6 separate regions of the Homo sapiens genome follow, and all the other regions are linked to region 6. Evidence: chromatin loops called from intact Hi-C (ENCODE). Cell type or tissue: heart left ventricle. All regions are shown on one strand.

Region 1 (4,000 bases), 640 kb before region 6:
AAGTTTACAGTCCAGTATGTAATAACATCTATGCTAGGATGGAAATCCAAATAGGGTATAGTGGGAGCAAAGGGAGTTACACGGTCAGCTCCACATTAAAGTGTCAGGAGTGGTCTCTTTGAATTGATTTCTGAGAGAAGAGTAGGCTGTGGTTGTCAGGATGTGGTTAGTTCAGAGATTCCCAGGCTTATATATAAACCAGTTATTAAAAACTCAAGTGGTGGAGGCCTTAAGGTGTGCCCAAATTTTTCAGGTAAGGGTATTAAAAGTGCTGTTTACTTTTATGAAAGAATTTATTTATACATTTATTTATACAGATAGGACATTTTATGACCCAAAACTCTTAAGTGGGAAGAAGCTTAGAGTAATTTGAATATATCCTTTTTTAAAAAATGAGTGAGTATAGCTTTATTGTCAGTTTTCCTTCCCCCCTCCGCCATTTTTCTGCATACCTGTAACAATTTATTGACTGGCATTTGAGAAGATTGGCTTAGTGGAGAAAATATTGAATTGAGACCTGTGGAAGAAGGAAAAGGGAATTTAATGAGTTCTTACTACATGTCTACATTGTTTCTTTTAATCTTCACGAACTACTTAAGCCAAATATTATCCTTCATTTAAAGTTGAGGAAACAGTCTTAGTGGTTAAGTAACTTACCCAACTCATTCAATTAGTAATTAGTAGAGCCTGAATTTTAATCTTAGGATTTTTTTTCCCCTTCGGAAGCCCATGGGTTTTGCATTACCTTACTAGTTCTGCTACTTATTGGTAGCTCTATGATTTTATGCAAAACAGTTTACCTGTGGGTCATCATTTTTTCCATCTGTAAATTTGATCAGCTACTTACTAAGGTTTCTTCACTGAGTATAAGTCTCCCTTGATTAAATTAAAGCATTGTCTGAGTGAGTAGACAAAGTAAAAATGTATTTGGGGGAATAATATATGTGTTTTTGTTATGCCGTTTTCTTATCTATTTTTGAATGTACTGTATCGTCTTTAAGTGACATACCACTTTTGAGAATCAGTTTGAAACCAGGCTGTAATACTTGATTTATCACTGTAGAATGTCTGAGACAGAAAGTCAGTTATAGGTTGGGTGCAGTGGCTCATGCCTGTATCCCAGCACTTTGGGAGGCCGAGGCAGGTGGATCATGAGGTCAGGAGTTCAAGACCAGCCTGGCCAAGATGGTGAAACCTCATCTCTACTAAAAATACAAAAATTAGCTGGGCATGGTGGCGGGGTCCTGTAATCCCAGCTACTCAGGAGGCTAAGGCAGAATTGCTGGAATTGGCGATTGCACTCCAGCCTGGGCGACAGAGTGAGACTCTGTCTCAAAAAAAAAAAAAAAAAAAAAAAAGAAAGTCAGTTATAAATCCTTTTAAAATGTGGAAGATATCATGTTACTATTTGTTAATTATGTGCGTCCTTTTATATATATAAGTTCTTTGTTGAATTTGTGAGGCATCAGAGTATATAACTTTATAGGTCACTAGGAACCTTTATATTTTACTGTAGAAGAGTGCTCTTCAAAATGTGTCCTGTGACCTATTAGTAGTAGGTCATAAATCTCTTTTGTGGGTCCGAAACAGCATTAAAAATTTAAACCGAAAAGTAAATACTAGAGTACATCACAGATAAGAGAGGGAAATACTGTTCCCTGAAATTTGTTTGAAGTGTTTGTGATGCGTGTGAATCTGGATTGCACTATATTTCATACTGAAGGTCATGGTTAACAGTATTTGAAAAACAGTTTTCTAGAGCAACATTTCTTAACCAAAGCATTATTGACATTTTGAGGCAGATGATTTCTTTTTTATGGGGGCTGTCCTGTGCGTTGTAGGATGTTTAGCCACATCCCTGGGTTTTATCCACTAGGTGTCAGTAGTACATTTCCGGTGGTGACAACCAAAACTGCCTCCAGATCTTGCCTTTTATCTCTGGGGGATGGGTAGTGGGGTGGCAAAATTACTGCCTTGGTGAGAGCTGTTGCTTTAGAGCAAGTGTTCTTTCTGACAATTTACTCTCTTGTATCTGAAAAGATAGCTTTATTAATGGGACTAACATTGTGTATGTAGAAAAGTCATAGATGTTAGAGTTTTAGGGACTTGGTCTCGGTTTTGTTGTTCACTAGTTGTATGATGTGGGGTAAATTTTCTTCCTGAGACTCTGTTTGTTAGTCTGTAAAATGAGGATTTTGATATCTACTTTTTAGGTTGTTTTAAGAATTAAATATATAAAAACACTAGGGTAATTTCTCACACATCATTGGCTTCCTTCCGTATGTCCTAGAACCATTAGTGTCCAGGTTTTTTTTCTCCATAAAGTCTATATGTGAAGGCAAACAATTTTAAAAACTATTTATATAAACAGATTTCAAAAAAGTTAAATTGTGTATATTCTGTTTATTCTTTTCTTTCTTTCTTTTTTTTTTTTTTTTTTTGAGACGTAGTCTTGCCCTGTCTCCAGGCTGGAGTGCAGTGGTGTGATCTTGGCTCACTGCAACCTCTGCCTCCCGGGTTCAAGCAATTCTTCTGCCTCAGCCTCCTGAGTAGCTGGGTCTACAGGCGTGTGCTAACCACGCCCAACTAATTTTTGTAGTTTTAGTAGAGGTTAGCAGAGATGGGGTTTCACCATGTTGGCCTAGATCTCTTAACCTTGTGATCCGCCTGCCTCGGCCTCCCAAAGTGCTGGGATTACAGGCGTGAACCACTGTGCCCGGCCCTGGTTATTCTTTTAACTGCTAAATTTACTAACTTTAGGTACCGGGTTAAAAATGTTTGCACTTTTCATGTGGAGAAAAACTGAGTTGGGTAGTATCTTTAAGGACTTTTCTCTCTGTTGCTCTTTTTTTTTTGGCTTTGTTTTCACTTCATCAAATCAACAAACATGTTGAGGATTTAATATAGATAAAAATCTTATTTCTTCAACCTGTTGTACAAAATATTTTGTATTCTCCACCAAGAATTTAACTTGATCTGTTGATCTGTTGATCATTTTTTCCCAGCTTTATTGAGGTATAATTGACAAATAAATATTGTATATATTCAAGGTGTACAATGCAATGCTTTGATATACATGTACATTGTATAATGATTACCAAAATCAAATTGACACATCCATCACCACAAACGATTACCCTTTGTGTGGGAGTGGTAAAGACACAGAGGATGTACTCTCAGCAAATTTCAAGTACATAATACAGTATTATTAGCTATAGTCACCATACTGTACCTTATATCCCCAGAACGTACTCATCTTAGAACTGAAAGTTAGTGTTCTTTTTTCAGCATCTCCCCATTTTCTCCATCCCCTGCCCCAACAACCACCTTTCATATTCTCTGCTTCTGTGAGTTCTACTTTAGATTCCATATATAGTGAGATCATACATTATTTATCTCTCTGTCTCTGGCTTATTTCACTTAGCTGTCTTCCAGGTTCATCTATGTTGTTGCAAATGACAGGATTTCCTTTTTTATGACTGAATAATATTTTATTGTATATATCACATTTTCTTTACTCATTTGTGGACAAGCACTCAGGTTGGCTCCATATCTTGGCTATTATGAATAATGCTGCATTGAACATGGGAGTGCAGATATCTCTTAGAGATCCTAATTTTATTTACTTTGAACATATACTCAGGAATGGGATTGCTGGAACTTATGAAAATTACATTTTTAATTTTTTGAGGAATTTCCATACTGTTTTCCATAATGGCTGTACCAATTCCTTTCTAATGATATTTTATTTTGGTCTGAATACAGAATTAATAACAGAAAAGCCTACTAAATAAGCCTTACAGATGCCTAGGTAGGGCTTATATTCTGTGTTCTTTATATTAACTTATTAAATTATCACAGGTAGCCAGGTGCAGTGGCTTGTGCCTATAATCTCAGCAACTCAGGATGCTGAGTCAGGAGGATCGCTTGAAGCCAGGACTTTAAGACCAGCTTGGCCAACATAGTGAGACCCCGTCTCTAAAAAATAAAAAAGTAACTG
Region 2 (4,000 bases), 190 kb before region 6:
ACTATTTCATTAACTTGGAGTAATGGGAAAAGAGTCTCCATGGGGAGTGACAGGACAATTGATAATCTGTGTCTGCATCAATAAGAGTTTCAACAACTCCAGGACCAGAAGACGAAAAGAGCAGGCCCTTCTGGGCCCAGCCTCCTCTACCCTCTTAACAGGAGCAGCAGGACATTTAGAAAGCTTTCATATGCATCACGAAGCCTTGCTAGGCCGTGCACAGCTTGATAGCTACATCTCCATTCCAAAAATAGCTAGGAGTTATTTATGTTGGCAAAAAGCTTGGGACAATAAAGAGAGATGGTGGATTTAACCCTACCACGGTTTTACTCTAATAAGTCATTGTGCTCTAGCAGAAACCCTGATTACCCAAAGTGGTTGGGAAATTATAAAGTCAAAGCTACAATTTATCTCATCTCTAAGGAGCCGATGAAATCGCCTGTCAAGGCTGTATCCCTCGCTGCCAGGGCCAAGTGTATCTGCTGAGGCAGCAGTCTGCCCTTAACAGGCAGAGGGTGCTGCTACAGGAAGGGTTGTATAGACACTGAACAGAACACCCAGGGTCTCCCTCGAGCACGGTGGATGTTAACAATGCCCTTCTCCTGTCCGCAGGCTCTGCCCATTACCCTGGCATCTTCTGGGGGACATTTTGACTGCTCCTTGATCACCTGGCAGTCCGACTGGATTTTTAGAAAACCTGATCTGATCAGGATTGCACTCCTACTTCATATTAGCATGACTTATTTACAGATAGACAAGATATCAGAAGCTTACACCCAAATGTGTAGCTCTGGATGGCGGTACTATGCATAATTTCTATTTTTATTATGAATTTTCCAATTCTTCTATTACATTAAACCATATGAAAATTTGCTGGTTTTGTAAGTGGCTGAATATTAGCAAGTTCAAGTGTTTTGACCTCATACAACAAGCAAGGATTATTGTGAATTTTAAATGTACTAAAGGCTTTTAAAATACTATTCCTATGTTAGAATCAAAATAATGCTAATATCTGCCACTTATTAAGTTTGTTTTATTGCTAGACTCTCCACTAAGCACCTGATATACTATTTAATACTCATAAGGTGGGGACTATTATTACGCCTATTTTACAGGTGAGTAAACTGAGACTCAGGGAGCTCAAGTTCCAGTAAATCATTCCCTCCATTAATAAGGGCAGAGCTGGAGCCCAGAGGCCAAAGCTCTTGTTCTTAACCATTATCCAGAGTCCCCATATTTCAACTATAACTCCAAGTCTGGAAGTGAAGGCAAACTTTTTGATGATGAGGCCAGGGTTTGTGAGTAGGGCTGGATCTCATTCATTCATCTCATTGTCATGAAGCCTCCTAATAACAGATACTCATTTGCTCAGCAAATACAGTATTTGGGGAATAATAAACAAAGGGTTAGACATCCTCCCTGTCCTTAGCTTTCCCAGTATGCGCGATGGCTTAGAACTAACCATGACCTCCCCAGCTGCCCATCTCCCACCTCTGGCCCCATTTTCTTCTCCCCAGGGTACATGGACACTCACCACAATCAAAACAAAGAATGTATGTTAACCTCAGGCCAGCAGAGGGAGAACCAACACACTAGCCTCTTTCCAGGTTTAAAGCAAACCTCTTCTCTTTAGAAAATGGTCCCATCTGTTTGAAACTGCCCAGCCCTTTTTTTTGAACGTTTCCCAGGACTGTGTAATGTTTCCGGAGAAGGTAATGTTACATTAATGATAAAAACAGCTCTTATTTATTGAATACTTACTGTGTGCCAGCATTATTGGTAGCTATTTTACATACAACCAGTATGTAAAACTAGATCTAGCTGACATCAGAGAGCAAATGTTTTACCAAGGAGCTTCAGTTATAGGTTTCGGAGGGCTGTGAGTACCTACAAAATTGTACTTAATTTATATGTATGCTGGGGAGTGGTGAGGGCTTGGGGGCTGTGGGTCTCTGTGTGTATACAGGCTTATGTTTTTATTTTTTATTTTTCCCAAGGAGAGGAGCCTTGCCTTTCATAAGAGTCTCAAAGAGGTGAATGACCCAATAAGATTTTAGAAACCTCCTTAGGAAGAGAGAATTAAGAAAAAGCTGCCTAACTGACATGAGAAAGTTCTGAAACCATTCATTGTTCTTAAGCCTCTGGCTTTACAACTGAATGGACCGTGTTCAGGCAAGCATGAAACAGTCAAGAACATTGATCAAGGAAGGATGAATTACAGATTCTTATCTATATTATCTAAGCTATACTGGAATAGAATGAAACATTTTGTGCTGTTGAGATTGTGAAACTGGTTTTGGAACCAGAGGAGGAACCAGAGGAGAACTCCTATAACATTGTGGGGTCAGGGATAGGAGAAGGCCAGAGTGGCCAGTGTATGCGTTTGTTTCCGAAGTAGAGCAGAGCAGGGAAGGAGAAAGTTCAAGCTTATCTAAGAAGGATAATCCATTCCACTTGGAAGGCACTTAACAGTTTATTACAAAGCTGTTTCATAAGCGTGCACTCTGAAGGTCTTCAAAATAATCCTGTAAAGTCAGCAAGACAGACTGTTACCTGCTTTTGATCCATAAAGAAATTAAGGCACAGAGAGGTTAAGTCATCTACCCAAGGTCACACAGTGAGTAAGAGGCCATGGTCTTCTATCAGCTAGCTGGATAGATTGACAACTTTACTAGTATAAAATATTTTAGCAATTTTTTTTCGAGATGGAGTTTCGCTCTTGTTGCCCAGGCTGGAGTGCAATGGCGCGATCTCTGCTCACCGCAACCTCCGCCTCCTGGATTCAAGCAATTCTCCTGCCTCAGCCTCCCAAGTAGCTGGGATTATAGGCATGCGCCACTATGCCCGGCTAATTTTGTATTTTTAGTAGAGACAGGATTTCTCCATGTTGGTCAGGCTGGTCTCGAACTTCCAACCTCAGGTGATCCTCCCGCCTCGGCCTCCCAAAGTGCTGGGATTACAGGCGTGAGCCACCGCGCCCAGCTGTATAAAATATTTTAGTAAGAAAGATGTTTATTGCCAAATTTTCCTTAATTGGGGACAAAAAAAAAGTAGCTGATAGATGCTATGTTAGTTTTAAATTCAAACTTTCAAATGTAATAAATTTGAAGGGCATGGCTTAGTGGTTAAGAATTTAGGCTCTGGAGTCAGACTTCCTGGCCCAGTACCAGGGTCACCCCTGACAAGGTGATGTAGCAAGCCAGGGAGTGCAAGCCAGTTAATGCCCGGGAGTGACCCTCACTCATGGAGGGACAGGAGTTGTGAATAAACACTCCAGGTTTCTTGCTGCTTAGGGGTAGAATTCTGAGGCGAGTTCCATGCAGTTTCTCAGAAGGTTCTGGGGAGGTCTGAACCTCGAGTTGCCCACAGAGGTAGCCTTGTCAACATTCTCTGTGGCCTCTCTCTTCTTCCCTGCCTCTTTTCCCCACTCCCTCACTGTGCTTTTGGGATGGCATGTTGTATTAGTTTGGGTCTTCTGAGAAGAAATGCCAAAGAACATCAAATGTGTAAGGAACCCATTGGGGGAATACGTGTATTGGGTAAACGGGAGGGTGAGGGGTAGGCAGGGAGTCTTCAGACGGTGATGCTGATCTGGCCCTTGTGAGGAGGTGGGAAGGCAGGAGGATTGGGCTGGAAGAGTCATGGATTGCATTGCAGTCCTAAGAAAGTTCTGACCAGGCTGATCAGACTCTTGAACTTAAGTCACTCACCTGAGGAGTCCTGTGTCCCATAGGAAAGGGCCTATATGGGTGCCCGCTGTCTTCAACCGCTGGCCTACAAGCAGCCTGTCCTCACCATTGATGTGGAGGTGGGTCTGGAAGGGCAGAAGCTGGGTCATCAATAGACCATGCATCCCTCCATGGGAGTTCTCTGATCATTTTCATACACACTCTGATCTCTGCATCTGATGCTGGATACTCCAAACTAAGACATAGCTCAGTAAGTAATTGTTACATGAATAAACACAAAAAGAATTTAGAGGTCAACACACACAGAAAAT
Region 3 (4,000 bases), 410 kb before region 6:
AAAATCTTTTGTATAGGGAAATAAAGCTAAGACTAGAGAGAATGCAATAGACAAGCAAGAAGGTAGTGTTGGCTGTTGGCTGCACTTCAGCTGATTTTTCTTTCAACTGAAGCCTCTGACTTTTAACATAAGAGGAAGGACTTCAAGGTCATGAGACTCAATTTGCTGTGCTGCGGCCACAGTTCCTATGTTAGAATCAATGCAATAATGCAATGCTAACCTGAGATCTAACAAACTGCAGAAATTGGCTTCTTACAATTAGTCTGTCTTTCCTCAGATGGAAAAGGGGTTGTCTGAGACATCAGAGCACTTCAGGGTCAAGGACTGAGTCCCTACAATCAAGGCAGGGTCGAGTATCGTGGAGACAGCTGGTGCCTCTAGTGAGTGGTTGCCCAGGTTACAGGTAAGGGGAGCTAAGGAACCTACCCTACTGAGAGGCCCCTGTATCCTGCCTGGTCCAGGCACTGTGCACGTGTCAGCATGGTCAGCGTTCAGGATCACCTCTAAGTGGGGGTTGGTTTGCCTGCACTTTGTAGTGGAGGAAATGGAATCTCAAATGAGGAACATGCCTAAGGTAACAGAGGGAGTTGAACCGAGCTGGTATTCCAACCCTGTCTGCCCAGTGCCAGAGCCTATGTTCATGGTAGTGCCTCTAGTTCTAAAACAGAGCCTGGCATGTAGAAAGTGCTGGATATATATTTGTTCAATAAATTAATGAATAATAGCAAATGAAATAATTTCTAATGGCTTATTAGTTTGGTAAAGATGCAAAAAATTAAAACCAATTAAAGAGCAGGCACATTTATAGATTGTTCTTGCAAATATAAAGTGATATAAACTTTTAGGAGTGCAAAATTTATATGGCAAATATATACATAGAGTCTGAAAATCGTGCAAACCCTTTTTCCCCAACACTTTCACCCTTAGGATGTAATTTGAAGACAACAATTTTTAAAAAGTACTCAAAGCTCTATGTACAACACTGTTAATCACAGTGTAACATTTTTTGATGTTATAAATGATTTGTTCTATAATTAAAGATTAGTTAAATCAATGCACATCAACAAAAGGACTGTTTTGCAGTTCTTAAAAATCTGTGTACTAAAATAACATTTAATGACAAAGGCAAATATTTTTTATCATATTGCTTAAGGGAAAAAGGAGGCTACCAAATAGTGTCTCTGGTTTGTAACATTTATTCCAGTTTAAAAATAATACATACAGGCCAGTTGCTCAAGCCTGTGTTCCCAGCAATTTGGGAGGCCAGAGTGGGAGGATCGCTTGAGCTCAGGAGTTTGAGACCAGCCTGGGCAACATAGTGAGAACCCATCTCTAATATATATATATATATATGCATCAAATAAAAAAAAGAGAAGGCCCAATACCAAAATATTAATGTAGCCATATTGCTATACAGAGAGGTTATGGGTGATTTGTATTTTCTAATTTTATTTCTATTGTATTTTCCAACTATTTTTCAATGGGAAATAAGCATATTCCTTTGGTCTTAGAAACAAGTCAATAAATGCTACATAAAAACAAAACAAACTTGCTCTACTCATCTAACGAACAATATCTTGTGTGGATGAAAATAAATGTCCTTTTTCTTAAAGAAATAAATAATTGATAATGTAAAAGAGTGTCTTTGAATATTTCTCTTCATGTATTTTCTCTTCCTCCTCCTCCTCTTTTGTTTCTTATCTTTTTGGTTCCTCAATGTACAACTCTAGCTCCTTCTCTTCCTGGTGCCAACCTTAAACACCTGGTTAATGATCTGAATTCTCTCCTTCTGTGCTTTCTCATTGAGGAGTTTGAAAGCAAAGAGTCTTGGATTTTAGACATTTGGGAATGGCCAAGATTTTGGACTTGTTTTGTGAAAAGATGTATTTGTTCAGTTGAGCAAGTGTGAAGCAAATGCTTTCAGCATGTCTATTAATCTTAGCGGTCTGAGTGATGTAAGGGTATGCGCACTCATGTTTTATGATGTTTGGTTTCATAAAAATATGTTTGGTTTCAAGGCATTGGCCTCTATTCTCTGTTGACTAAGAACAAATTTGGAGTAAGGAAGGCATCTTGAATTTTATCCCAAACCTAGTTTGTTTTTTAATCATCAACTGGAACTCTATGATGGCTATGACTAACACATTTTGTGAGTTCATGAAAACATTTACTTTAATAGAAAAAAAAATAGAACAACTCTAGAATCAGAGTGACTGATGCTATGTTTTGCCAAAGGATTCTTGCTGGAAGGTTCTACTGAGAGTTTTGAGGGCTGTTTCTGCTTATCACACTGAGGAGAAATGGAGAGATTCTAAATTTAGGTCACAGATTCTAAATAGAAAAGGAAGCAAAACAAACGGATATTCTAGTCAGGTTGGGGAACTGAAGCCTGATTTATAACCACCGAGATGCAGGCAGAACTCTCTTTTTGTCACACCAGAGTTAATAATGTGTTGAATGGAAGAAAATGTGTTTGTACCCCCAAAGCCCTATTAGTGTGTTCTTTAGCTTTAATCAAGCTGCAGAACTATGAGATGTCATTGGGCAATGCTTAGGTTATAGTGTGTGTAAAAGTCCTGACAGAAAATGTGTGCATATGATTTTGTAAGGAGAAAAATAAAAAGAAAGAAACCCTCTACATTAAAAAAGACCAGAAAGAAATATCATGAAATGTTACTTGTTTTATGTTATGATCACAGATTTGTTTGTTGTTCTCTCCCTTTCTGTATTTTCTGAAATTCTTAATGATCATGAATTTTTAAAATAATAAATGGTTTATTTATTCATTCAGCACATAGCTTCCAATCATTAAGTTTGAGCTTCAAGGATGATTAAACTATTTATCTGCCCTGAAGAAGCATACAGAACTCTAGGAGAGACATAAATCGACACAAAGTGAATAGCTGCCATGAGTGAGGAACGCTTGAGGTCTAAGTGTGAATCAAAAAGATAGTGCCCATTATACCTGTGTGCAGAGTCAAAATTTAAAAACAATTAAATACACATTGTGATGACAATGTTCCATATACATGAAAGAAAAAATACTGTTTCTTTGACTCTAGGTTGCTCTCTCCAGTTACATTTGTGTTTGAGAGGATTGGAACTAAAAACTGAGATGACCCTCTTTGTAGGGGCTGAGTAAGGATCACGCGGTATTGTGGTTGTCAACTTGAGAAATGCAATCAGTCAGTCTCTCTGAATCCTTGTCTCCATCCACAGAGGCTGTAACTTTGCTGATGCATTTTTGAATGCTATTGTATTTGCTGTTACCTTGCTTCTGTGGCTCATGTGTTTTAGAAAGTTAATCTTCCTTTTTAATTTTAACTACAACTGAAGCATATTCCTTTTAGCAAAAAGTACAGCAGTAAAGAGCTCAACAAATTGGTTAGAAATCAGTTTTTAAAGAGGGAATACGAGCTCTAGATTGGGTCTCACAGGGTTTTCCAAAGAGATTGTGCATTAACTTGGACTCATTGCTGTTTATTTTGGCTGTTAAGAAATCTTTTTGGAGAGTTTGCCAATTTTTAGCATCTCATCCATGTTGCAAGTGGTTGGGTTTATTCCCCTCGATTATCTCCGGGTCAAAGGAGTGTTATCCATTTCTTACACAACCATTTATTTAGTGCCTACTAGGTGCCTGGCCTCTACTCAGAGCTAGTGCAATAGCAGTCAGCAACAGACAAGGTCCTTACCTTCTGAAGAGATGACAATAAAAACATAGATAGGTAACCACGGAAATAGGTGGTAGAAGCACATGATGTGAACACAGAGGATGGCTATGGAGGTTGTGTGCAGGAGACTGCCTCTGTAACTATCAATCCTCGATGCTTGATGTCTTTAAAATATGCTGTTCATTTTGATCAAATTTGGTGTTGGTTATCTTGCTACAGTGGACACTAACTGGGCTTTGAAGTCAGAGCCACCTGGGTGGTGCAACTCCCAAGAGAATTCTATAACGGATCTGAACCTCAGTTTTCTCATCTCTGTTTTGCAGACAAGA
Region 4 (4,000 bases), 160 kb after region 6:
AGGTAAATATCCTTAGCTTCACTATCAAATGTTGCTCAAATGTCAGCTTCTCAGGGAAGACTTCCCTGGTCTCTATTTCAAATTGCACCCCTGTAACTAGCATGTAATATTCCTATTCAATGACTTACTCTTCTGTAACCTTTATTATTCTATAACTTATAATTTACTTATTATTTGTTTTGTTTATTGTTTGTCTCCCTGACCAGTATGCAAGTACCATGAATGCAGAGCATTTGGTTTGTCTTGTTGTTTAGCACATAACTGGTATTCGATAAATATTTATTCCATAAATGAAAGACCCTGTCTGGCAAATAGTATGCAGTGATGAAATATTAGCTATCACAAACAAGATGAAAATTATTTTACTAGTGTTTTGGCCTCCCATAAACACTTTCATGACATACCCAAACTCTACTCCTTAAAATGAGATGCTAACCTACTCTGAAAATCATTTGAGAGGACTAACCAAGCTAGAGTTCCTGGCCCTCAATAATAGCTAGACAATTTTAGGATTTTTGACATGTATCAGACATCCCTCAAAACTAGTCAATGGATTTACCCTTTAGATGTGACTAAGGTAGAACATCTTTCTTGGCCTACCTTCTTTCATTTGTGAGATAAAAGACTGAGAAATAGAGCTATGAAAGCAAGAAGCCTGGAGCGAGTCACACAGACACTAGTAACATACTGGAAATCCTACAGCTACCTCTTCATTTGCTCTTTTACAACTACCAAGTGACAGATTAAACTCTGAGCATACAAGAGAGAAATGACAGTGTAGCTTATTATATGGCCCAGATAAGTTTTTTAAAAATGCCAGTAACTGGCATTGCTTTGAGGACTCACTTTAATAAAATAAAACTGGTGTTTTATTAAGCTTACAGGAAGCCAAGTACTTCCCTACATTGTACCAAGTCTTCTCTCACTGTGGCCAGTAAGAAGACCTCTTGATATGTGTGGATGCTGTGATTTGAACATGATGGAAACTTAGTTGCTACTGTAATAGTAGTAAGAGGTGTGGTCTTTAAGAAGTGATTAGGCCATGATGCCGGGGCCATGCTTTTGGGCTTCTCAGCCTCCAGAACTATAACCAAATAAACTTCTGTTCTTTATAAATTACCCAGTCTGTGGTATCGTGTTATAACAACAGAAAACAGACTAAGACAAAATTGGTACCAGGAGTGGGTTGTTGCTATAACAAAAATCTAAAACTGGATAATGGGCAGAGGCTAGAAAAAGCCTGTATTGCCATGAATGGAAAATTAAGGGTGATTCTGTTGAGGGTTCTGAAGAAGAGAAGAGCTTTAGGGAAAGTTTGAGTCTTCTTAGAGATTACTTAAGTGGTCATGACCAGAATGTTGGTAGAAATAGGGGCAGTAAAGGCCATTTTGTTGAGGTCTCATATGGGAAATGAGGTATTGGAAACTGGGATAAAAGCCATCCTTTTTACAAAGTAGGAAAGACCTTGGCAGAACTGTGTCTGTGACCTAGGACTTTATAGAATGTGGAACTTAAGAGTGATCAACTAGGATATCTGGTGGAAGAAATATCTAAGCAGCAAAGCATTCAGGCTGCTGCATGGCTATTTTTAACCACACAGTGAGATATGATAGTAAGTAAATTACTTAAAGGCAAAATTTATATTTAAAAGAGAAACATAATGGAAAGATTTGGAAAATTTGTAACCTGGCCATGTAAAGAGTGAAAAAAAATGTTCAGGAGAGAATACTAAGGATGTGGCCAAGTGAACATTTGCTAAAGAGATTTCTGTCGTTGGAAGAAAGCCAGGTGCTACTCATCAAGACAATGGGAGGAGGACCCAGAATTCATTACAAAAATTTTTGAGGCTGCCTTCTTATCACAGTCCTAGAGCTCTAGGAGGGTAGAATGGTTTCAGGGGATGAGTTTGGGATGCCCTCCACAGATTCATTCCTAGGACTGCCTCAGAACTCTGCACTCTGCATTTCGGCACAGCGCTTCTCAGCTGCCCAAGCCAGGGCTCAAGTGGCCCCTGGTGTGACTCAGGCTGCCACTCCCAGGGGAGTAGCATTCACACTCCCTCTTATATCATGTGGTATTTACTTGTCAGAGGGGTGGAGGCACTGCAGAGAGCCACTACTAGGGCATTGCCAGGGGAAACGTGGGTTTGGAGCGGCTGCAGATAGTCTCTAGTAGGGAAACATGTAGTGGAGTGGTGGAATTGGGGTCATTCCTGAGACCGCAGATCTGTAGAGCTACCAATGTGAAGTGCTAGTCTGGGAGAGCTTCAGGCATGAGACTCCAACCAGTAAGAGCAGCATAGGCAAACTGCGTAGGTCCCAACCCATGCTCAGGTGTGTTCAGGATTCAGGAGTCAAAGGAGATTATTCTTCAAATTTAAGACTTAATTTTGTTTTCCCTGTTGGGTTTTGGAGTTACTTGGAATGACCTACCCTTCTTTTCTTGCCAGTTTCTCCCTTTTGAAATGGGAATGTCTATCCTATCCCTATTCTACCATTATATTTTGGAGGTAGATATCTTGCTTCATTTCACAGGCTCACAGCTGGAGGGAATTTGTGTCACAATGAATTATGCCTTGAGCTTCACCCGTATTTAATTTAGATGAGACTCTGAGCTTTGAACTTTTGAGTTGGTGCTTGACTGAGTTTAGACTTTGGGGGCTATTGGAATGAAATGAATATATTTTGCATGTGAGAGGAAGGGCGTGAATTTTAGGGAACAAGGGCAGAATGCTGTAATTTGAAAGCGTCCACAAATGTTCATGTCTTGGAAACTTAGTTGTCATTGTAACAGTACTAAGAGGTAGGGTCTTTGAAAGGTGATTAGGCCATTAGGGCTCTGAAGAGATGATTGTCATTATCGTGGGGGTGGTTAGTTATTGGGGGAGTAAGTTCCTGATAAAAAGAGTGAGTCTGGTCCATCTCGCCTTCTCTGTCCCACTTCCCTTACACTTTGGGATGACTCTCAGCAGATGCCAGTGCCATGCTCTTGGACTTCCCAGCATCCAGAATTGCGAACCAAATAAACTTTCATCCTTCATTAATTATTCAGTCTTTTTTTTTTATTATTATTATACTTTAAGTTTTAGAGTACATGTGCACAATATGCAGGTTAGTTAAATATGTATACATGTGCCATGCTGGTGGGCTGCACCCATTAACTCGTCATTTAGCATTAGGTATATCTCCTAATGCTATCCCTCCCCTCTCCCCCGACCCCACAACAGTCCCCAGAATGTGATGTTCCCCTTCCTGTGTCCGTGTGTTCTCATTGTTCAATTCCCACCTATGAGTGAGAACATGTGGTGTTTGGTTTTTTCGTCCTTGTGATAGTTTACTGAGAATGATGATTTCCAATTTCATCCATGTCCCTACAAAGGACATGAACTCATCATTTTTTATGGCTGCATAGTATTCCATGGTGTATATGTGCCACATTTTCTTAATCCAGTCTATCATTGTTGGACATTTGGGTTGGTTCCAAGTCTTTGCTATTGTGAATAGTGCCGCAATAAACATACTTGTGCATGTGTCTTTATAGCAGCATGATTTATAGTCCTTTGGGTATATACCCAGTAATGGGATGGCTGGGTCAAATGGTATTTCTAGTTCTAGATCCCTGAGGAATTGCCACCCTGACTTCCACAAAGGTTGAACTAGTTTACAGTCCCACCAACAGTGTAAAAGTGTTCCTATTTCTCCACATCCTCTCCAGCACCTGTTGTTTCCTGACTTTTTAATGATTGCCATTCTAACTGGTGTGAGATGGTATCTCATAGTGGTTTTGATTTGCATTTCTCTGATGGCCAGTGATGATGAGCATTTTTTCATGTGTCTTTTGGCTGCATAAATGTCTTCTTTTGAGAAGTGTCTGCTCATATCCTTTGCCCACTTTTTGATGGGGTTGTTTGTTTTTTCCTTGTAAATTTGTTTGAGTTCATTGTGGATTCTGGATATTAGCCCTTTGTCAGATGAGTAGGTTGCGAAAGTTTTCTCCCATT
Region 5 (4,000 bases), 460 kb before region 6:
CAAGAACTTAGACAATCAAGAACATGCCATTGGCTCCCCCATCCTACCTCTACCTGCACAAAACTGGAGAAAGTAGAAAATTATTTTCTGGAAAAACTGAATGATTATAAAGCACAGACCCTACATACTGACATTTCTGGATCCTCCAATGACAAAGCTAGCATATTGCCCTTACAGAAAAGCATTACAAAAAACATTAAAGGATCTCAGGCTAGGAAATTTAATGCTTGTAGTTATAAAAAGAGAGAACCATGAAAATGGAAAAGTATAATTTACCAAAGGAGTAATACAAGAACAACTGTATGAAATAATGTATTTTCCAATTGAAGGGGACAATCTACTATCTCGTGCTGGTAAAAGAAGACAATAAGAAAACTTGTCTGTCTTGGCTTGTATTCTGCATGTGGTGAGAAAAATATGAAGAATTTACAACCATTGGTTTGCACCATGCAGTTTGTCTTATTTATGCTCCTTATATATTTTAGGAGGCCCCTAAGTGATAACTTTTAAAAAGTGGCCTCTGTCTACTGTATCCCCGTGGGGTGCCAGGCAGAAGTTATTACAAAACTTTTCTGGAGGAACACACCTTCAATTGGACAATTCAGGATGTCCACAAATAAACACAGAGGAAGATGAGCTCACAACCCAAAATTAGACAACAGAAGAGAAACACTCAAGAGTCCACAGACAAACCAGAGGACACTATTAGATACTCAAGAGTTTCTTGCAATACAATAATCAGATGGAGAGTGGAAAAATAACAATGACCAAATATTCAAGAAGATACAAGGAGGATTTGAAAATATGAAAGAAGAGTGAGACACTATCAAAAAGATCAGACAAATTCAAAAAGTAACCAGATAGAACTTTTAGAAATAAATAATACAGTCACAAATTTAGATAAAAGTCAAAGAATGTGCTAAACTGTAGATGAGAGAGCTGAAGAGATGCAAAAGATAGGTTTAAAAAATTGAAATGTGGCACAGAGATATTGAAAATAGGAAAGAGTAGGTAAAAGATACAGGGAGAAATTGATGAGGTCCACCATATCCAGTACAGTACCAGAAGGAGAGGAGAGAGAAAGAAGTTGAATGCTCTGTCTTACAACTGAGGGATCTCGGTCAACTTTCTTAACCTTTCTAGGTTTCAGTTTCCTTCTCTGTAGGAAACTGAGGTTTAATAATAGTAACTATTCCAGAGAGAGTTGTTAGGAAATTTGTTAAGTTAATAATTGTGAAGCACTTAGGACAGTCCTGGCACATAGTAAATGTTGCAAGGTTTATTAAGTGAAGAAAAATATGAATGTTTACCGTAAGAGATTATCTACTTGAAATGGTCAGCTGCCATGAGAGGAAGGACTTGTTCACCACTCTTTTGCTAATTAACCGTCTGATTATTACCTCCCTGATATTTTAAAAGTCTCATGGTCTGCCAACAGAGCTAGCTGGGCACGTCCTCTTTGATCTTTAATACTGAACTAATTCATAAGAATCATACAACTTCTTAAGTTCCAAAAATATTAAAAAGTATCATTGCAAAACACCATTACTTGCAAAAGTTCTTATGTAAGCAAAATAAATGAATCTAGCAAATTTATTTTAAATCATAACACAAAAATCTCATTCTTTTGGTTAAGTGTTCCTAGTTGGCTAAAGAGTTTTTCATCAAGAATAAATGTTGAATCACATTATCACAAGCTTTTTTCTACATCTTTTGAGATAATTAAATATTATTTTTATTCTTTCATCTATTAGTGTAGAGAATTGCATTATCAGGCATTTTAATGTCAAATTGTGCTTGCATTCCTGGGATACACTCAATTTTGTCAAGATACTTCAAAAATTAATATTGGATTTAATTACCACTTTCTAGAAATTTTTGCATTTATGTTCTTAGCTGAGATCAGCCTTGTATTGTTCTTGTCTCATTTTAGGATAAAGGATAGTCTAACCTCAAAAAAAAAAAAAAAAGCAGACTAATATTTCTCTCTCACTCATCTTTGTAACAGTTCAAGTAAAAATAGCTTTATCATTTCTGTGAAGTCTATACAATTGTCTGGGTCTAATAAGTTTTTTAAAAATTATGGTAAAATGTGTATACATGAAATTTGCCATTTTACCCATTTTAAAGTGTATAATTTAATAGTTTTTAACACAGTTGCAATGTTGTGCAACTGTCACCACTATGCTTCCAAAACTTTTTCATCACTCCAAACAGAAACTCTACACCCATTAAATAACAACTCCCCATTCTCCCTTCCCTCATTACCCCTTGGTAAACTTTAATTTACTTTCTGTCTCTATACATTTGCCTATTCTAGATATTTCATGTAAGTGGATTATTACAATATTGTCCTTTTGTGTCTTGTTTAGTTTGCTTAGTATAATGTTTTCAAGGATCATCTGTGTTGTAGCATATGTCAGTATGTCATTCCTTTTTAAGGCTGAACAGCATTCCATTGTATATGTAGATCACATTTTGTTTATCCATTCATCTGCTGATGGACATTTGGGTTGTTTCCACCTTTTAGCTATTTTGAATAATACTGCAGTGAACATTTGCCTAAAAGTATTTGTTCAAGTATCTGTTTTCAATTCTTTTGGGTACATACCTAGAAGTGGAATTGCTGGATCGTATGGCAATTCTGTTTAAGTTTTGAGGAACTGCCAAATTATTTTCCACAGTGGCTGCACCTTTTACACTCCCAGTAGCCCTGTACAAGGGTTCCAATTTCTGCACATCCTTGCCAACACTTGTTATTTTTAGTTTTTTTTATTATTATTATTTTATTTGAGACTGAGCCTCGCTCTGTTGTCTGGGCTGGAGTGCAGCGGCACGATCTCGGCTCACTGCAACCTCTGCCTACCGGATTCAAGCTATTCCCCCGCCTCGGCCTCCTGAGTAGCTGGGATTACAGGCACCTGCCACCATGCCTGGTTAATTTTTTTTGTATTCTTCGTAGAGACAGAGTTTTGCCATCTTGGACAGGCTGGTCTTGAACTCCTGACCTCAGGTGATCCGCCTGCCTTTGGCCTCCCAAAGTACTGGCATTACACATGTGAGCCACTGCACCTGGCCATTTTTAGTTTTTTAAATTATGGCCATCATAGAAGGTATGAAGTGGTATCTCACTGTAGTTTTAATTTGCATTTCCCTGATGAGTAGTGATGTAGAGCATCATGCTCCATTGTACGTATTGGCCATTTGTATATCTTTTTTTGAGAACTGGTATATGGGTGTGGGTGGTTGTAACTAGAATTCTGACCACAGACTCAATTTCTTTACTCCCTACCAAAATATTTAGGTTTTACATTTCTTCTTATTTCAGTTTTAGTATATTATATGTTTTTAGGAAATTGTCCTTTTTCTTTTTAAAGTGATTGACATAAGGTATTTCAAAATATTCTTTATTATTTTAAAACTCTGATAGACTTTCGGTCATATTCCTTTGATTATTCCTAATAATAAACATCCTGTGCTCTATCTTGGTATGCCTTTATGGTGGCTTTATAAACAAAACCCCCAAGTTATTTGGCACCCCTTTTATCAAGAAGTGGGGTCTATCTTTTGTCTATTTGTAACTGAGTGGACTAGTAACTCTATTGACCAAGAGAGTATAGCAGAAGTGATGCTGGCTTCCTGGCTGAATCAGGAGGCTAAACCATAAAAGATGATGTGGTTTCTATGTTATTTGCCCAAACTTTTATACTTAGAGCCCTGACCCACCATGTGAGAAGTTTGACTACTTTGAGGCCACCATGCTATGAGGGAGCCAGGCCACATGGGAAGGCTACACATACACACTCTGTTGGAAGTCCTAGTCTGAGTTGTCCTAGCCAGGGCTCTAGACATGAGAGTGAACAAGCATTCAGATGATTCTAGCCCCAAGTTGTTTAGTTGCCTCCTCAGGTTCAAGTTCTCTCAGTGAAGACTCCAGACATTGTGGAGCACAGATAAATGAACTAGCTGTGCTCTGTTCAAATTCCTGTCTCCCAGAATC
Region 6 (4,000 bases):
AGAAAACAAAAAATAAAGCTCTATCTTAAATCCTCATTCCATCCTCTAAAGGTTTAAGAAAAAAACAAAACAAAACAAAAACCTCACTTGCAATAGCCATAAGGGAACTTCAAGAAAATAATAAAAATACTGAAAGAAAAAAAAAGTCTAATCAACGTATTAGGCCACATTTAGAAAAAATAATCGGTGAATTAGTGAAGATAAATTTAAATTAGATGCAAAAAAGCCCTAATATTATTTTGCCACAATCACAGCTGTACTAAGTATATTCTAATATATATACAGCCAATTATAGTCAATTCTAAGAACAGTTACAATTACAGAACATATTAGCTTAGCTATATTAAAGGAGAAACAAATTTTGGTGGCCCATTAGAATTTATAAATTAAAGCATTCTTAAAGAGCTGCTAATTGAAAGCTTCAGTATGTATTTAATAAATACAAAAGGTTTTTCTACGTTTTACTAAGCTTATTTTCCATTGCGTGTTTAGAGAATTATTTTACATTCTCAATTTTCTCTGTATAGATATTTTAACCTTTGTTAATTAAATTACATGCTTAAAAATTAAAACTTTATTTCAAAAAATGTTAATTTTAGCATACCACTACCACCACCACCCAACTCCCTATTTTGAAAGATTAACATTAGAGATAAGGTCATTTACATACCATTCTTACCTGTAAGGGTAAGAGTGTATTACTATTGTTGTCTGTTCTGAACACATTATCTTCAATCCAAGATTTTGGAGTCAGTGATGGAGTTGAGCGAGTAAATTTCGGTGGTGCTATGACATTACCAGAAAACGGTTTCTTCAATGGAGATATCTGATTCATAGTTCCTGGGATTCCCATGTTTCCGGTTCTACGATGATCTCTGCCATGCATTGCTCCCCAGGACATACTTCCAGTGCCCCAGCCACTGCTCTGATGGTTGCTCCAGGGAGACTGTTTCAGAAGAGGCTAGGGAAAACATAGCTATTTAAATTGCGGCATTTAAAGAATTTACAATTCAAATTCAAATTCAAATTTCAGACCTAAGAATTTATATGAATGAAATATATAAAGGCAAAAGAATACATCTTTTCTAGGTTATAAAAGTAACAGTCTTGAGATCTTTCTATGTGAAATCATATTTGATGCTGGTCAAGTTTTCATCTTCTTGTATACTATAAATATCATGATATTTTATGACAGTTACTAAAATAGAACCATGCAGTTCCTTTTTATCCTTCAGAGATAACTGTATACATGATAAATATGAAGAAAAAAATTGAAATTAACTCTGAAGATTCTTAAAGATATAACATACATGGTGATCTTAAAGCAACCATATTAATTATGCTAGGCACACAACTAAAAATATGGTCTTTGTTAATTAAAATATCCTACTCATACAAGTGAAATATATAGACTTTATGTTTCCAAAACAAGTTGCACTACTACAAAAGTGGGAATTACTCTTGTACAAATTAAAATCGCCTTTTGAAATAAGGACAGTATAGAAACTATGTCATTTTTCTGCATTGTTTATTTAACTGTTAAGGCATTTTATTCCAGTTTTAGCATAGTTTGTCTTAATTGTTTTTATTTCACTTAATTATCCATAAACTGTGAAGCAATTATCTGATGTTGCCCATAGGTGGATCCACTGAGGTATACTGCTAATTAACTATATGCTTTGATTATTCCACTAGAGATCTTGATACAAGTCTCCATCAAGTTGATTCATTTTCAAAAGTAAATTACATCCTAATCTCAAACCTGTGGCAAGACAAGTCAAATCATCAAAGAATGGTAAATCCATCAAAACGCTAATAATTGTAGTTTTGGGTTTTTTTTTTTTTTAAGAAGTATTCATTGCTGGTAATTCTACTGTCAGTAAGTTTATACTTTAATACTTTGGTGTTAAGATGTAGCTAAAGAAGTATGAACCATACAGTTACTACAAATAAATATGGTTCTCTTAAAATTGAACCTGCTTTTTGTAAGACAATTAAAAGAGAAACTCCTGATCTACAGCACCAATTTTTAAACACTTTTAAATGCTAACATAATCATGAGTATATTATTACTCTTTCCTCTTCCACAGAGGTCCAAAGCATAATTACAGAGCCATGGACAAACCACTTCATTCTTGAGGGCCTTACTCTCCTTATTAAATGATTTAATGCTCAAAGTTATCTTCCAGTGATCTAAAATTCCATATGAAAGCTGTGTGACCTCTCACACTCCATGGCTAGACCCATCTTTTGTCCAAAAGCAAATTACAGTTAAATATGGATCATGGTATATGTTCTTCCAACGCTCTGTACCACAACTTTAAGTAAATACAAAATTACCTACAGATAATTTTCTGTGGGCAAGTTTCCAGATAACAAAATGAAGATCCTGAGACACAAAAGACAGTTGCTGAGGGTTATAAAAATCATGAAAAAGTGGAACATTATTTCAAAATCCCTATTTTCAATCCTCATAGGCCACATTCTCTTTTCTAAGAAAGAAATCAGTGATTCAACAAAAACTGTTCACTGTCACTTTGGTTAACTTAGATAAACTGTTAACTTTCACTTGGGTTAATTTAGATAATATTCACTTTAAAAAGACTAATCCTTGAAAACTTTGGTCAACTGAAAAAGTTATGGGGTTAAGGTCATATTTTGCGTCTCTGTCAATCCTTAATCACGAAAATAGAAAATGGACTTAAACAGAATGAACTCTGCAACAAATGCTAACAAGATTCAAAACCAACAAGACACTCTTTCAATGCCAATTTACCAATCTAGCGGTCACCCAAAAATTGTATTGAGGGAATAACAAAAAAGATCTTGAATCAAAAAAGATCCGGAAAATAAAAATTCTGCCCAGTGTCATTTCACAATATTACCTACTTAAAATACACACGGCCCACATATTCCCTTGTAGAAGGTTAAGGCAACCAAAAAATGTACCGAAAGTCTACGAGGAAACACACCAATCCCAGATCCAAGTTCAGTTTTGTCTTAAAACCCACAAAACATGACCCCAACATTGAAAAGCACAGAAACTAAGACATTCGTGGGATATCTCGGTTTGAACCCGAGCGGTCACTAACAGTTTCTCTTTCCCAGTCCTGTGACAGCCAAGGAGGCGGCCCCGCGGGAACCAGGTCCTGCGAGGAGGGCGGTCGGCCGCTCCCTCCCGACTCCCTCCTGGGCCGGCGGCCCAGGGTGCGGCGCTGCCAGCAGGTTGATCGGGCGGAGCTTTGGGAGCGGCTCGACTGACCGCCCGAGGGGCTGAGGCTTCAAGGCGAGATCACCGCCGGCCAAATAAGAATAAACAAACTCCAAAGAAAAAAAAAAGCCTTTCCGCCTTCCCTCATTGGACAGCGAGACAGAGTCTTGGGCTCCTCCGCACGCACCTTCTCCAGCAATCATTTTTCCCCTGCCCAAGTTCACTTCCCACGGCCGCTCTTCCGAGGCCCCCGGCCAGCCCCCGGTCCTCGCCGCGCCTCCCCGCGTCGGGGGTCCGGGGCGGCGGCCCTCCAGGCCCAGGGCACAGGGCGGATCCCGGGGTGCGCCAGCTAGGAGGGCCGGGTTGAGACGCCGCGCCCGGCCGCCCGCGGCCCCGGCGCTATTCGGCCCCTGCCCCAGTCCCCACTGCTGCGCCGGGACGTTCGAGGGGGCGCCCGGCCAGCCGCGGCTCCCAGCGCGAACTCGTCTCCCACGCCCCCACAGCCCACGGTGGCCACTGCCCTCCCAACCCACCGGGGGCTGGGGTTCCGAGTCCTGTCACGGTTGTCCGCCCTCAGTTCCACTCTCACTTGGGCGAGTGGCCCCCGTCGCGGCTTCTCTCGGGGCTAAGGTCGGGTCCCCGGCTGCCCTGCCCCCGCCTCCGTCCCCCGCCCATGGTCTCCCGGTCCCGCGGCGCGGCCAGGCCGCCGCCCGCCGTACCTGGTGGTGGTTATAGGAGTTCCTCTGCTGCAGGAAGGCGGCGGCCGCCGCCTGGTGCTGCTGCTGGAGC

Evidence for each region. A loop is a pair of places that touch in the nucleus more often than their neighbours do. Peaks named below come from ENCODE experiments on the same cell type or tissue, not always from the same donor. Only the 100,000 strongest peaks of a DNase experiment are listed, where the experiment ranks them.
Region 1: it touches region 6 in a loop (7-fold over the local background); 39 of 110 quality-filtered maps call a loop at or near these places.
Region 2: it touches region 6 in a loop (4-fold over the local background); 3 of 110 quality-filtered maps call a loop at or near these places.
Region 3: it touches region 6 in a loop (4-fold over the local background); 12 of 110 quality-filtered maps call a loop at or near these places.
Region 4: a loop joins it to region 6, with 2.7 times the contacts of the local background. A loop is called at or near these places in 26 of 110 quality-filtered maps.
Region 5: a loop joins it to region 6, with 3 times the contacts of the local background. A loop is called at or near these places in 17 of 110 quality-filtered maps.

Annotation. Positions count from the first base shown.
Region 1 is chr4:15,648,020-15,652,019 of GRCh38, reverse strand. All of the region lies in intron 1 of FBXL5 (F-box and leucine rich repeat protein 5), which reads left to right. It also overlaps a transcript of FAM200B not described here. Among named protein-coding and RNA genes, the nearest start is that of FBXL5, 5.3 kb to the left of the region's middle. RefSeq lists a silencer at 3,263-3,362. In heart left ventricle, CTCF peaks have their summits at 1,662 and 1,866 (motif pointing right); no DNase peak of the experiment used is centred here; H3K4me3 peaks cover 124 bases; H3K27ac peaks cover 723 bases.
Region 2 is chr4:15,194,758-15,198,757 of GRCh38, reverse strand. The region is part of intron 2 of C1QTNF7-AS1 (C1QTNF7 antisense RNA 1); the gene reads left to right. Among named protein-coding and RNA genes, the nearest start is that of CPEB2, 190 kb to the right of the region's middle. In heart left ventricle, a CTCF peak has its summit at 1,554 (motif pointing right); no DNase peak of the experiment used is centred here.
Region 3 is chr4:15,412,974-15,416,973 of GRCh38, reverse strand. All of the region lies in intron 1 of C1QTNF7-AS1 (C1QTNF7 antisense RNA 1), which reads left to right. It also overlaps a transcript of C1QTNF7 not described here. Among named protein-coding and RNA genes, the nearest start is that of C1QTNF7-AS1, 13 kb to the left of the region's middle. In heart left ventricle, no CTCF peak of the experiment used is centred here; no DNase peak of the experiment used is centred here; H3K27ac peaks cover 1,911 bases.
Region 4 is chr4:14,840,087-14,844,086 of GRCh38, reverse strand. The region is part of intron 2 of LINC00504 (long intergenic non-protein coding RNA 504); the gene reads left to right. Among named protein-coding and RNA genes, the nearest start is that of LINC00504, 46 kb to the left of the region's middle. In heart left ventricle, no CTCF peak of the experiment used is centred here; a DNase peak (open chromatin) is centred at 2,016; H3K27ac peaks cover 2,146 bases.
Region 5 is chr4:15,463,411-15,467,410 of GRCh38, reverse strand. No RefSeq gene overlaps it. Among named protein-coding and RNA genes, the nearest start is that of CC2D2A, 4.5 kb to the left of the region's middle. In heart left ventricle, no CTCF peak of the experiment used is centred here; no DNase peak of the experiment used is centred here; H3K4me3 peaks cover 549 bases.
Region 6 is chr4:15,004,266-15,008,265 of GRCh38, reverse strand. It overlaps CPEB2 (cytoplasmic polyadenylation element binding protein 2), which reads right to left. Exons shown (of 12, transcript NM_001177382.2): 1 at 3,931-4,000; 2 at 680-961. It overlaps C1QTNF7-AS1 (C1QTNF7 antisense RNA 1), which reads left to right. Exons shown (of 6, transcript NR_125911.1): 5 at 1,696-1,795; 6 at 3,109-3,324. Among named protein-coding and RNA genes, the nearest start is that of CPEB2, 3.8 kb to the right of the region's middle. RefSeq lists an enhancer at 3,339-3,905 and a silencer at 3,347-3,946. In heart left ventricle, a CTCF peak has its summit at 1,639; DNase peaks (open chromatin) are centred at 3,185, 3,595 and 3,985; H3K4me3 peaks cover 3,442 bases; H3K27ac peaks cover 2,362 bases.